2 separate regions of the Homo sapiens genome follow, and region 2 is linked to region 1. A link is an interaction called in ENCODE POLR2A ChIA-PET data of the cell type or tissue named here. Cell type or tissue: HCT116. All regions are shown on one strand. Links, peaks and the distances in the headings refer to the core of each region. The heading gives the core; the rest is flanking DNA.

Evidence for each region. ChIA-PET counts read pairs that join two places held together with the same protein. Peaks named below come from ENCODE experiments on the same cell type or tissue, not always from the same donor. Only the 100,000 strongest peaks of a DNase experiment are listed, where the experiment ranks them.
Region 2: POLR2A ChIA-PET joins it to region 1 with 6 read pairs; 3 of 35 experiments call an interaction of 5 or more read pairs at or near these places.

The regions. Positions count from the first base shown.
Region 1 is chr1:67,699,109-67,703,506 of GRCh38, forward strand. It overlaps GNG12 (G protein subunit gamma 12), which reads right to left. Exons shown (of 4, transcript NM_018841.6): 4 at 2,367-4,398. Among named protein-coding and RNA genes, the nearest start is that of GADD45A, 16 kb to the left of the region's middle. In HCT116, for the core only: a CTCF peak has its summit at 1,912; a DNase peak (open chromatin) is centred at 1,793; H3K4me3 peaks cover 2,190 bases; H3K27ac peaks cover 2,426 bases.
Region 2 is chr1:67,627,200-67,631,597 of GRCh38, forward strand. No RefSeq gene overlaps it. Among named protein-coding and RNA genes, the nearest start is that of GADD45A, 56 kb to the right of the region's middle. In HCT116, for the core only: no CTCF peak of the experiment used is centred there; no DNase peak of the experiment used is centred there.

The DNA.
Region 1 (4,398 bases), core at 137-4,136:
GGGAGGGGGAGGTTGCAGTGAGCCGAGATCACACCACTGCATTCCAGCTTGGGCGACAGAGGGAGACTCGGTCTCAAAAATAAATAAATAAATAAATAAATAAATAAATAAATAAATAAATAAAAATAAAAAGTATCATTGTGCACATAGATGTCTCAGCTGCAAATCTCTTGGACTTACAAACCTGGCATCTTCCATTATGGATGTCAACCATTTCAGTTAAGTGCTTTCATCATTCAATAGATTGTCTAGGAGGATTTAAAGGGTATAGGAATGCTTCATATGTACAATTAATTCTCAGTGATGCCTAAACTTTACTATGAACTTCCATTTCTTTGTGCTAAGTATCACTCTCTCCAGAGTTGTATTTGACAGTGCCAGTGGTCCTCCACAGGCCAATATATTAATTCATTTGCACATTAGCATAAATTTACTTGGACTGCATTTTCCTCCAGGGCAGAAAAAGTTTTTGAAAAAAATGGGCAATTGAGGTGAGGGTTCCTTTGACTAACTGCACGTCGCCCAGGGCTGGCCTAAAGTTAAACGACCTTCATGGATTTAAATGACTCAGATAAAGAGAAAGTAATTAGGGTAACAGAGGGCTCATCTGAAGGCAAAAGTTATTTGCTACTCACAGTGGTAAAGGGGTACAGTAGCAAATATGGTCACGCTCTGAAAACAAGCACAAGGCCCTAGCCATGCCAGGCTGTGCAAAGACAGCTAGAACTGACGGTGGGACCAGGCTCCACAAAGATGGTCAGAGGTTTTTTTTTTTTTTTTTTTTTTTTTTGAGACGGAGTCTCACTCTGTCGCCCAGGCTGGAGTGCAGTGGCGCGATCTCGGCTCACTGCAAGCTCCGCCTCCCGGGTTCATGCCATTCTCCTGCCTCAGCCTCCCGAGTAACTGGGACTACAGGCGCGCCCGCCACCAGGCTGGCTAATTTTTTGTATTTTTAGTAGAGATGGGGTTTCACCGTGTTAGCCAGGATGGTCTTGATCTCCTGACCTCGTGATCCGCCCGTCTTGGCCTCCCAAAGTGCTGGGATTACAGGCATGAGCCACCGCGCCCGGCCATGGTCAGAGTTTTAAGCCAACAGATTATAATCCTGGCATAGGGAATGAGGGACAAATACTCAAAAGACGGTCGCCTAGCCCCAAACAAGGATTATAGAGCCCCAAATAAAAAGGTTTAGAGGGAATATCCATGTGTTTATGTGTAACTGACCCTCGTGCCAGGGAAAAACTGATCATGGCACATATCCAGAAGAGGTGGAAAGCCCCATGACATGCATCTCCACACTGAGTTCCAATCACTACCCGCAGGCCTGGGTTTCTTGTCCATGTTAAGGCTAAGTATACATCTCATCTGCCTCTTCCAGCTTCATTACCTTCCCTTCCCCCATCTTTTAAAAACTCACCCCTACCCAATCCCATCCATCATCCCCAACTCTCCTCCACTGAGAGTTACAAGAACTTTGTAATTTGGTCAGAAGCAGTAAAAAGTGCTTGTTAGTTGTTGCCTCTTTTTCAAAACCGATGTATCTAAATCCTTCAGTCTTTTACTAGAAAGGGCCCAGGGACTGTCTTTTGCCCCTACCTTTTGTAAGTGTGGAGTGCTGGCTCTCAGAAGCAGGGGCCATCTCTGCAGCGTGTCCGGTTCATAGCCTGGGGCTTGTTGGCTGCCTCCCGCCCTTGTTCTTTGATGATTTTGCCCTCCCCTCATCTCTGTGGGAATCCCAGCCCTGGGGGAAGGGGCAGAAGAGGAGGCAGGGCACCTTCAGCAAACACATAGTGAATATGAGTCACCACCATCTAATGACCTTTCCATTTGTTATCAGTTTCCACTACCTCAGCTAGTCTCAGGATGGGAAACAGCCCTCCACAGGTCAGAGTCATTACGTCACTCCTCAGCAGCCTCTCTAGCTCCCCTGTTGGTTTCAGGATAGGCAAGCAGGATAGGAGGGCGGGATCGGGGGTCTTCTGCACACTGGCTTCCAGTCCTCTTTTCTCCTCCTCTCATCTCCTCCCAGGACCTCATTCCAACGCATACTGTTCTTCTCTCACTCAGCCCAAACATCACCACCCTTGGAAGCCTTTTTAGAGGTCTTTGTTGATGTGGAGCTAGTCCCTCTTTCCTCTGGGCTCTCACAGCACTCTGTGTTCACCTGAGTTATAGCACTTGCCACATGATACTACGATGATTAGTTTACATATCTGTCATTCCCATCCTCCTTGCTCAGACTGTGACATGGGCTGGTGTAAGTCTTATTCATTTGGGTGTCATGGGAGCCTGACTCTCAGCAGCTTGCTCTCAGGAGGTGCTCAGAAAATGTTAACTGAGTGAAGGAAGGGAAAGGGGAAGAGAAATGGTCTTTTATTCATTTATTGAGCAAAACACAAGTAGGATGATACAATGAGGCACTGACGCAGTACAGAAAGCAATGGTGCTTTTAATGAAACTTCTTTCAAATCTGTGAACATGCTAGCTGTGAAGTACATGCTTTTATTCTTTCCATAGGACATATTTCCAAATAATGATCACAGTATTATGGTTAATAAGATGCTGGACAGATGCGTAGCCAAAGAATATTACATAACAACAAAATCTCATCAATGATATATCAAATGCAAATTTACTAAGACATCAAGAGAATATCTGTTTGTAGTTACATGGCTAAAAACAAGACATTATTACAGTAACCAAGTCCATAAAACTAGAAAAAAAGCACTGTATAACAAAAAGGCCTTTTAGAAGCTATTAAATGAACAAACATTATAGATAAACCAATTTTATATCTGAAGCAGCTTATAGCACCAACACGTTGGCAGGACCAGCAGAGGGGTGGGGTCTTTGGACCAAGGCATCTGGGAACAGGAAGGGCTCTCAGCCATCATCTACTGCAGCCACTTGTTTTACAAATGGAGAAATAGAGGCCCAGAGAGATGAAGCGCCTTGTCCAAGGTCACACAGCACAGGACAGACTGGGAAATGATCCAGGGCTATGATCCAGGCCACTGACTTCAGGTAAGTGCTCTATTTTAACATACAGATATAAGATTCTATTTGATTTGATGTATTTTTTCCCCATTAACAGGTCTACCATAAAAGAAAGCAATAAAACCCATAATGTACTCTGGTATTGTATTTATTTCACTGAGAAATGACTGGCATGTACTACGATCATTTTGGGGGCCTATATAGATCTTACATCAAAATTCAGAGGAATTAGTCAGATAACACTATTTTAGTTATAAATTGAGAAGGTGGCATTTGAAGAGAATATTTGGCACATCCTCCACTACGTAAGCTACCCTATGCCTCAAAATTACTAAATCATTGGTATAAAGTTTTGGTTTTTTTCCTGATAGTTTAAAGATTAGTAAAGTACAAAAACAGTCTAAATAGAGAAAAAGCAAGTCAGGTCTTTCCTTTAAAAGTTAAGTATGGCACTTTTCATTTTAATAAGGTAAATGATTTTAAAAACCTGACATTTTTTAGAAGAAAAAAAAAAACTAGCTATGAGCCATCACTTGTGAACCATCTGGTATATAAAATATTTCCCTTATTTAAAAAATGTTTCTGTAAAATACTTCGGAGTCATGAAATCATGCCGTGGTCCTGAGGCCTCAACTGGACAGATTTATGATGAACTAATGAAGATATAAGAATGAAAAAAAGAAAGAGATCACTGTTAACAGAAGCAGCATTAAGGACAAAGTATACTGAATATATTGAAACAGCTTCATGGAAATGAAGCCAAGAAGTTGCATGTATATACGTGAGAAAGATTATCATTACAGTGGTAGTTGGAAAAAGTAACAAACACTGGGTATTTGTCTATCATTAACATAAACCAACTGTTGCAGACAGTTAAACTGTGGCTTTGTAAGGAGAATAAAGCCTGATAAAAAAAGTGACTTCTGCATATCATATATATGTATACATATATTTTCTCACATAGACGTCTAGTTATAAGTAAATCAACATTTAGCTACAACTTTTCCTCTCTTGGGTCCAGCATCAAAAGATTTGATATTCATGAACATGCCCTACACCTGGTTAGGAAGTTATGTATTTATACTCATAGCCTTTATTGTATCTGACCAGGGTGAATAAAATGAAATCTCCTGGGACCTCAAGTCCATTTCTTACCACTATAAGCATATTAACAGATATATATCAAAACATACTTGTTTACTGTTAGGTAAAAGAGCATGTTTCAGTACTAAATAATAAACTATGCCTGCTACCAATAACATGCACATAATGGTATAATAAAAGTAATTTTTCATGAAAATATTTTGAAAGAAGCTACATTATAAATATTTAAAGAAACGTTAAAAATCAGAGTGAAAATCAGATTAGTGTTCTGAAACTGAGTAGAAAAATAGACTTATA
Region 2 (4,398 bases), core at 176-4,175, 72 kb before region 1:
GCCTTGTACATTGTTACTATTCAGTAAATATGGACTGTCTGACTGAATGACTGATAGAAATAACTGAGTACTAGCCCAACTCTCTCCTGCGGTCCTCAGGTTGAAAGCTCTCAGCAGGAGAAGGAGGATGGCCAGTTCTAGTTCACGTACTACTACAGTTTCAGCACAGAATATTGCTTCACCAAGAAAACTAAGGCTGTTTTGCCTGATCCCCTTCAGTGCCTCACTCTCTGACCTAAAATCTGCCCTCTCTCTGTCCCTGTGCTCATGCCTTCACTGCCCTCATCCTGTTCAAGGGCAGTCCTTGTGACTAAGCAGGGTGCACTATTCTTTTCAGATTTCTACCTCCCATTCATACCTCAGGCCAATATTTTCTGACCTCTAACACCACAGTTGTACTGAGCTTCCTCTCGGTGATGGCACCCAAGACCTCCTGATTGCCAAACGCAGTGGGATTTTTTTTATGGTGTGATGCACTGGAGACCTTCAGCTAATCTCCTTGTCACCTGCTACTACTTTGGCTCCCATGGCACCATCCTTTCCAGGTTCTGCTTACATCTCCTTGGCCATTCCTGTGCCTCCGTGGGCTTTTTTTCCTCTGCTCAGTCCTTCAGGGTCCTCCAGGATTCCTCCTCAGCTCACTGCTCTGGGCACTTGACACACTTTCCTCATGGTTTCAACAACCTCCTGGATACTGATGATTGCCAAATCTTTGTCTCCAGCCCCAGTCTCTCTCCAGAACTTTAGATGATTTACATATGTGCCACCTGGACAGACCCACCTGGAGGTCCCATGACTTGGGTGTCTCTTATGCACCCTCTCATATCCTCTTGGCCTCATTTCTGAGTCCATTAGTGGCTCTGGCAAGCGGTTCTACCCTGGCTATGACTCAATTTACACAGACAGTAACTTTTTTCAACAATTGGCTTAGACCACGCTTCGTGCCTTGGGGCTTCTCTGATGCCCCTGGATGCCTAGTCATTCTGGTTGCCTGTGGAAATGCCTAACACTTGGGCGTGTGCAACCCAGATTGGGGGTGGGGGTTGGGATAACACTTCATGTGGAATCAGGATTACTGAAGTACAAGAATCAGTGGATAACCGCTTCTCCCTCTTATCTCTCTCAGGTGGACAGTCCTGAAATGCAGCGTAAATGCTTCTTGGAGGCCCCAGGGGTCCAGCATCACTGTCCTGTGGCAGTGACCAATATGATACACATCCATTACTGGCTTTCCATTTTTCCATTTTCCTTTATCCCACCCTCCCTGATCCCTCTCTCCTGTTCTTGGGATCACTTCCCAGATAAATGACCCATGCAAAAACCTTTGTCCCAGGCCTTCCTTTGAGGGAATCAAGGATAAAATATCCTTTAGGCCCCTCTATCTCAATATGTCTAAAGCAGGACTCTTCATCTTGCCCTCAATCCAACTCTTCTTCTTCTACTCTTACCCCAATCAGTCATCAAAGCTAAAAACTGGAGACTCACCTTTTCCCTCTTTTTCATCTTGATTTCAAGTCAATCCTGAATCTGCCCCTCTACTCCTTTCCTCAGACCACCTCACCTAAGCTGCGGCCTCCTCTCAGTTCTCTCTGCCTCTCCTCCAATCCTCTCAAATCCATCCTACACCCAACCGCCAGCGTGAAATATCTCAAGCGCAAATTTTTGCCACGGTGTCCTTTACTTAAGCCCCATCAAAGGTTCTGCTGGTAGGATAAAACCCAAGCACCTTGTTATGACATGGGGCCTCCTGGAACCTGCCCTTTGCCCACCTCTTCAGCATCATGGCTGAACTGCTTATGCTTTCCAGCACCGTTCCCATTGTGCACTCAACAGAGAGGAAGAAAATGCTCATTTTGAAGAGAACTTTTATGTTGTCTGCTGTGGAGCATCCCAACAGCATAGCTTCTATGAAGACAGTGTTGGAAGAGCTATTCTCTAGACTTTTGCATCTACAGGGTCTTTCTGGACTCATAGCTTCACAATACACAGATCACAGGACAGTCAGGATGAGGGCTGGAAAAACTACTGGAGGTAGAGTCAGCACACCTGTGTTCCAGGCCTGCTGTGACACTTGCTAGCTGTGGGACCCTGGGTAAATTTCCTGGTTTCTGTATTCACAAAGTGGGAAAATGCCATCTAATTGCCACAGGGTGTGTGATGAGCACATAAAAGTAATAATGATATTGATGATGATCATGATGGCTAACATTTATTGAGCACTTACCAGCAAGGCAATGGCAATAAAGAAGGTACCCGGTAAGCAGTTCATGGCTCTGCTGCTAACTTAGTAATGTTTTCTCAGTAAGTCATTTCCTGTGTCTTGACTTCAGTCTCACCCTGCAAGCAGTGGAGTTGAACTAGTTCAGGGCTTTTGACTGGGAGGTCACTAATATCCTTGATAAGATAAAGTTCTCAGTTTATGAGCTAGCACACTGAGCTATTGCCTGTCCTAAAGTGGGCTGAGCATCCATCAGTTTTTAGCTCTGACATGCTCATTGGGATGCACACAGTGTGTTGAAGGTAACCTCACCAGCCTCCTTCCCCTGTGTATTGGGGAGAAAAGAAATGACTGTGTCCTGAGCAAGAAAGTTAGAGATGCTGAATCTCTTGCACTTTTTTTTTTTTTTTGCCCAGCACACAGTAACAATGAGGGTAATTCTGCCAAAAAACAACTTTTCTTGGCATGCATTGTGCTGTTCACATCCATGGAATTTATTGTCATATCACTGCCAAGTTGGACAAATTATTATCAGAGCCAAGTCAAATCCAAGGACAGCTTAAGGCCTGCCATCTCTTTGCATGATGTCCAAGCTTCTCTTGTGGCCTCCTCACCCCCTGTGGCTTCTGCACACCTTCCTGAGGGCCTGGTAACAAGGAAGACGGATGCTGGTACTCTGATCCTTCACCACTCAGCTCTAAAATGATGCCTTTGCTATAACTGGAGGGTTTTGTTTCATTTGTTCATTTGTTTCCTCCCATCCTTCAATACGTTATTATTTCCCTGTTTGAAGTGAAAATGTGATGGAGTAAATATATTGACTCTTTTCTCTGTTCTGTTACTACCAAAGTCACACTCCCCATTTTTGACTCATTTCTTTTCATATTTGATTATTTTCTGACTAGTTTCTGATCATATTTACATGATTTTCAATAATCTGCTGCTTCCTACATAATTGAGTGGACAGAATAAAAATCCCAAAGTGGGTGTGAATTGGAAGACAGTTATCCAGCCATGGTGAGGGGAGTGAAAATGCATCCATGCCAAAGAAGACACAAACTGGGCAGAGTGATTGTCCCCTTATTTCTCCGAAAGCCAGGGGTTTGTAGAAGAGCATTCCTGGGTGTGTTTCCTGATGGGGAGAGCTAAGGGCAGAGAATCTAGGATAACACTTGGCCTTCATCCATTCCATGACACGTCACACCTTTGGCATCTATTTGGCTGTTGGTAGGAAGGGGGAAAGGTGAGATGAAGAAAGAGGAGATTTGCCACCTCTGACTTCCCCTCATGACTCCCAGGTCATATTAGCACTAACACTAGTTATATTTTAAAGTGTCTTATTTGTTTATGTCACAAATAATGATTGAGAGCACACTATGTATATGCCAGGCTCTGTACTAGACACTGGAGACACAATGCAAAGCAGCCATACTCCCTGCTCTTTGAGGTATTCACAATGTGGTACATGCAATAAGACAATCAGATGTGGAAAGTGTCCAGTGAGTTCTGTAGAATATGGCCCACTTAGATCTCTTATTTACAGTATTGTGGCTGGTATAATTTAATTATTTGAGTAATTATTTGTTAGTGTTGGTCTTCCATTTTTGACTAAAAATCCCATAAGGACAAGGATTCCATTACCACTGTAAGTCCTAGCATAATGCCTAGCCTATGAGGAAGAGCTCAATAAACATTTATGAAGAAGGAAAGGAGAGGAGAGGAGGGAAGAATGGAGGGAGGGAAGGAGAAGGTGGGATGAGATAGAAAGAAAAGAAAGAGAAATCAGTTGTAGTGGTTCACTCCTGTAATCCCAGTGACTTCGGAGGCTGAGGCAGGAAGATTGCTTGAGCCTCATTGCTTGAGGAGTTTGAGGTTGCAATGAGCCGTGATTGCATCACTGCACTCCAGTTTGAGTGACAGAGTGAGACCCTGTGGAGAAAGAAAGAAAGGCAGGAAGAAAGTAAGAAATAAGGGAAAGAAAGAATGAGAAAGAGGAAGAAAGAGAGAAAGAGAGAGAGAAAAGAAGAAAGAAAGAAAAGAAAGAAAGAGAAAGAAAGAAAGAAAGAAAGAAAGAAAAGAAAGAAAGAAAGAAAGAAAGAAAGAAAGAAAGAAAGAAAGAAAGAAAGAAAGAAAGAAAAGAAAGAAAGAAAGAAAGGAGGGGAGAGAAAGAAAGAAAATGA